2 separate regions of the Homo sapiens genome follow, and region 1 is linked to region 2. Evidence: chromatin loops called from intact Hi-C (ENCODE). Cell type or tissue: PC-9. All regions are shown on one strand. Each heading gives the region's core, and the rest is flanking DNA. Links, peaks and the distances in the headings are about the cores only.

The links. Peaks named below come from ENCODE experiments on the same cell type or tissue, not always from the same donor. Only the 100,000 strongest peaks of a DNase experiment are listed, where the experiment ranks them.
Region 1: a loop joins it to region 2, with 2.0 times the contacts of the local background. A loop is called at or near these places in 2 of 110 quality-filtered maps.

Annotation. Positions count from the first base shown.
Region 1 is chr2:209,343,685-209,346,618 of GRCh38, reverse strand. No RefSeq gene overlaps it. Among named protein-coding and RNA genes, the nearest start is that of MAP2, 79 kb to the left of the region's middle. In PC-9, for the core only: no CTCF peak of the experiment used is centred there; no DNase peak of the experiment used is centred there.
Region 2 is chr2:209,390,556-209,393,489 of GRCh38, reverse strand. No RefSeq gene overlaps it. Among named protein-coding and RNA genes, the nearest start is that of MAP2, 32 kb to the left of the region's middle. In PC-9, for the core only: no CTCF peak of the experiment used is centred there; a DNase peak (open chromatin) is centred at 1,449; H3K27ac peaks cover 1,540 bases.

The DNA.
Region 1 (2,934 bases), core at 110-2,609, 47 kb after region 2:
TCTTATCTTTACAACCCTGAATTTTCCTCCTTAACTCATGTGAGTTAAGTGGTAAATCTAGCTAATAGTGGCTTAAGGATTGATCTCTCCATCTCCTTCTGTGTTTTTCTTTCAAAAGAAGACTCAGGCTATTGTTCATGTGAGGGCATATTCAAAATAACCTTCTACTCAGTTGTCTCTGATTGTGACTGGAAACTGGATAAGCATCCACATCCTGCCATTAATACATTAGAATTATAGGTAAGAGCAGTGATGTGGTGGCTACCAAATGGGCAGACTCTAGACCCTTTCCCTGTATAACTCAAGAAGTAGAAAGTTTCGTGTTTCGGAAAGATTGCTGATTTCTGATTTAAGGTTTGAAAAATACCAACCATTAGATATTATATTCTAGGTGGGCTGAAAGAGGTGTCTACATATTAGTGCCTGTCACATACACAGCCATTTTTTATTTTTATTTATTTATTTATTGAGACGATGTCTTGCTCTGTTGCCCAGGTTGGAGTGCAGTGGTGCAATCTCGGTTCACTGCAACCTCCACCTCCTGGGTTCAAGCGATTCTCCTATCTCAGCCTCCCAAATAGCTGGGATTACAGGCAGGTGCCACCACGCCCAGCTACTTTTTTTTTGTGTGTGTATTTTTAGTAGAGATGGGGTTTCACCATGTTGGCCAGGCTGGTCTCAAACTCCTGACCTCAGGTGATCTGCCTGCCTCAGCCTCCCAAAGTGCTGGGGTTACAGGCGTGAGCCATCATGCCCACCCCACAGCCATTTTTTAAAGTACTTGGTCCAGTCTAATTTCCTTCTCCATCTTAGCAGGCATTGCTAGTGCCACATGTTTTGTTAGGGGAAGATACCAGGCCACTCATGTGGCCATAGCAAATTTTTCCTAGACTGTTGCCTGACCCCAGAACAGGCTGATTGTTTACACTTGGCATCTCACAGCAAGAAAACATATGGAGGCCTACGTACCACATCTCTTAATTACCAGAAGTTATAAATAAACAATATCAGAATTATTTAGATATCCAGAATTCTAAAGTTAATTTTAAAAATTTAATTACATTTATAAATTAATAAAACTATAACTATTTACAATTCTACTATTCAATATCTACCTGTGTATCCATGAAATAAATAGTATTACACTTCATTCTTTCTCTCTGTATATGTATATATTTTTGTTTGTTATTTAATACATATTTCTGAAGCTATTTAATACCAAAAAAATTCCTCAGTAGCCATTTGCAACTGTTGCAAATATCCTCCTAGTTAATCAGTTTCTACAAATTAAAATATAAAGGGAGACAATAAAATGAACCTTCATTATTCCTGGGAAACAATAATTAATTATGCAAGAATTAGTATCTGGGAAGAATGTTGAAACAACTTACTTGATTAATCTTTTCAGTTACTTAAGAGCTTTAACTCTTCAAATTTCTCCTATACTCTGAAGCAGTGTCTTTCCAAAACTGGCAGCATAGTAAAACCCATAACCTTTCATGATATTTTTTATTTGCTTTTCTTTTGAGAACTTAGAACAAAAGATGTTGACAAGATTTTTTATAAAACTTGAACATTGTTCACCAAAAGAAAGGATATGTCGGTTACAGTTTACCTATGCTAAGTAACAGAAAAGTCTGAATGCTCTTTAGTACATTTCTTAGTTTGTATATGTGTGATACGTGTAGTCCTTTAAATACATGGGTTTGGTGTAGAGGCCCTTCTTATTTGGCTAATGGGCAGGACCGAATAGGGTTCTTTAGCTGTTCATGCAGACATAGCTGACTAGAACTGCCCAGTAGAACTATAGCACATCAAATGATATTCAGACCATCTCAAGCAAACTCTTCCCTTTGGAAAATGGGTGGCTTATGTGGCTGGGATTTCTGACTTAAGGATTGGCAAGCATGTTTCTGTGTAGTTATGCAAACTCCTTTACATTATGGAATTTGAAGAATTGGACCTAGGTTGATGTGCAGCTGATAAACGGACTTCTGCTGCTACCTCATGCACTGTTATCCTTGCAATAGATATACGTTATTATGGATAACCTAGGTTTGTTTTTGTTTTTGTTTTAAGACACTAGGTGGCCTAAACAGCAGGTCTAAGGTCTAATACATAGTCTTTCACAAACGCCTTCAAGTCAAGCTGGGTTATTTTATACAAGCCACTGATATCCTAGAGCTTCAGTTATCTTTTAATATAAAATGAGGGAAAGTATCTGTCACTCAGTGTTGTTTCAAACATTATCAATGCTCATATGTTTAGAAGGTGCTTAGTTAATTAATATAAATGGAAATAAAAACAACAGAAACAGTTATTGTCTTGAGCTGCTGTTTACTCCAGTGCTGTTTTAAATTTATTGAGTCCAATCATTGGTAGATTCTATTACTTCTACCAAAACTTTTACACTAAGATTTTATTAAAGCTACTCTTGTATTGTAACTTGTTAGATTTTCTTGAAATATTTTGTAACAAATGTATAGTTCAGAGTTATTTTGCAGAGATGAAATTGAATATCAAATATGGATAACAATAAAAAATGCAGAAAAAACATTCAAATGTATTTTAATATGATTTTCTAATTTTTAAGTTGGTCTGTTTTCTAAAAGAATTCATGATAGCTAAATGGCATTGATACACACTTGAGATAAATATTTAAAAATCTGACTAAAATGCTTAGGAAATGAGAAAACTATTTCACAAAGTTAGGCTTAGTTAACCACTGCTACTGGATTCAATATTTAACCCTGAGTCTCAGAATCCAAAAGGGAGAAGTATTTACATTGACTGAAATAGATAGCATAACATTGTGTGAGAAAATAAGTGGTCCAAATTCACTTGAAGACACAGAACTGTATTAAATATGAATCCTGTCCTCTATTAGAATCAAAAGCTCCTCATGTCATTTATCTTTCTAAGCCTAACACTCAA
Region 2 (2,934 bases), core at 131-2,630:
CCAGCTACTTGGGAGGCTGAAGCACGAGAATCTCTTGAACCCGGGAGGCGGAGGTTGCAGTGAACCAAGATCATGCCACTGCACTCCAGCCTGGGTGACACAGTGAGACTCCATCTCAAAAAATAAGTAAATAAAAATTAGTAATGGAACAAATAATCATGAGGAGAGCAGCATAAAATGTAAAATAAAAGGGAACATAAAATCAAGTCATGCTCTTTAGATTTACAAGAATGTCTTTTATCAGACTCTTACTATGTGTCAGATTCCTGGCAAAACACTCAATATGCATTGCATCACTTAATAATGATAGCTAATAAATAAATGACACATCATTTAATATGCATTCATTTGTAATTTGAAGTATTTTAAATATTCATTATGAATTCCAAGCTAAAATATGTACTTTAACAAATGCTAATTTGTTACATCTGTGAATTTGCCCAAGTGTATATTGATAGATAGTGATGAAGTTTCATTCCAGAATAATCAAGCTTTTGAATCATCAGGTAAACATACAAGCATGACTAAACATTTCATGAAAGTTTTCTCTAGGCACTAATTTTTATAACATTAATTTAAAGTGTTTATGTTTCTTTGCAAGTGCTGACAATGATACCAAAGAAAAATTTCAAAGTAACCATTAGGTCTAAGTAGGATAGTGTCACTCTTGATTTCCCGATATTTCCTAATATTTTTGGATTAAATGAGTAATAAGACTTAAGAGATGATCTATTTTGGTCATGCATAAAATGACTATAGGAGAAACACACTGAGGTAAGAATGTGCTGTTTTTCTACAAGATTCAGATTGCCATGCAACTGAATCACCAAAGGACAAATGCCATTATTAAAAACAAAAAACAAAAAAAAACCCCTGAAATTTGGGACTCAGGCATGGTCAGACTGTGAAACTGACTACTTATCAAAATTTGAAGAGAGCTGGGAAAAGTCTCTCCTCTTTCCCAGCTCTAAAACAATTTCCCCACCTGTTTTGCCACAGTCCCTGAAAAATTCCAATTAGACATATTTGTGGTTAATTTTTAGGGGTTATCAGACAATAGAGAAAAATGTAGCTTGTAGGAAAGAGCATTGAATTTGGAATCAGCTATTCTGCTTTGAACAAGCTTGTCACCTCTGACCCTCCTATTGCGAAGTTGGGAGAAGAATATCTTTCTCAAAGAGTTGTGCTGTGAGAACTAAATGTCATTCCATAAGTATTTGTGTACTAGAGAATGCTACATATAGTGATGCTAGTTCACTTAATTTTTCCCACAGTGGACAGACAGCTCATAAGTTTTGGAAGATGAGAGCACCAGTTGTTCTGTAAGGATTCAGGTAATATTATGAGTAACACTACATTGTAGAAAAAGGCAAGCAAAGCACATTTTGATTATTTCACTCTTTTGTAAGAGGCAGGCCATCAATGAAGGCAAAGTTTGATAAGCATGTGACATGGAACTGTATTAAATAATCTGGAAATTCCAGTCTGTCCTTCAGATTTCAGGATGGCAGTGTTCCCAGAGAAGTTACTCATCCTGTTCCTAAAAACTTCAGAGAAAGAATTTTCTGCCTTAGTAAAGCATCCTACAGTTTGCCAGTCACAACGATGTAGAAAGGCTTCCAAATATCTTGCTGCATTCCTGCTGCAGTTGGCCTGATTGTGCCCCTATTGGAGATGGAAAAGTCCGAATGGAATTTGCTTAAAAGAAATTCATTATGTATTGTAGAAAAAAAATTGATGACACTAACAATTCACTTTGCAAAAAGTTTTTTAAACTTTACATAGCAAATTTATTGTTAAATAAAATAGCACTTTTCATCTATTTATAAAATAGGTTCAAAATCAAACAGATAAATTTAAATACATAAATATACAAATATTCTTGTGGTAAGTGGCTTAATGGAAGAAAATTCTCCTTTGGGTTCCTAAAACTTTTAGTTACCAAAGGTCTAGATAGCTGAAGTCACCTTTGAACAATTTTAGTTAGTTTTGTTTATTGAAGAATTTAAAAAGGGTAAAACCACAAAGAATGAGGGAGAGAACGAAGAAAAAAGACGAGAATGTCTTGTAAAATTGAATGTACTTGAAAACTAACATAGAACGATCTAGATGTCTGAATTTTACTGAGATATATCAAAAAGCTGTTTGACTCTGTATAGACTAAAAAAAGTTTGTTTGAAAAAGCATAGGAAAGTTTTGTTTTTACTGCTTTTTAAAATAATAACTAACATAAATGTTAATAAGTTGAGCATATTTTCAAAGAAGTGAATTTAATAAGCTTTCCACATTCAATATATACATTAATTTTTTCTAATAACTTTTTAAATGATAAGAATAATGCCTTCTTATATGGTTTTATTATTAACCAAACAAATTAAAATATGTTAGAGTCCATTAGGCAATTAGGTAAACAATGAACTGCTTACTTTGGAGGCAAAACACATTTGGGCAACTCGACTATTATCAAGTAAATAAGCACTTTAGAGCACTAAATGGTACCCTAAGGAATAGGGTATAGTGAAATAGTGGTATAGTGAAATGATTAAGTGGTAATAGTTAATATTTATTGAGTGCTTATTGTAGTCAGGCACTACTGAATGCTTCATAAATATTAGTTTATTTATTTTTTACAACTCTATGATGGAAGTACTATTTTTATTTCTATGTCATATATGTGGAAACTGAGGTCAGAGAGAATATGGAAGCTGCCCAAGTTCTAAGAGTCCAGAAGGGACAGATTCAGGAATGGAAACCAGGTTGTCAGATCCCAGGAACACACCCTTTTATCTACTGGATAACATTACTCTATCATAGGGAGGCCCAAGGCAGAAGTCAGGGATGTTATGGAGAACAAATGAGCAGAGTTCAGATTTAATGTCATTTCCTGCTATGCAAAATTAGATGTGCTGGTGCTTTCTAACTTTCTTACATTTG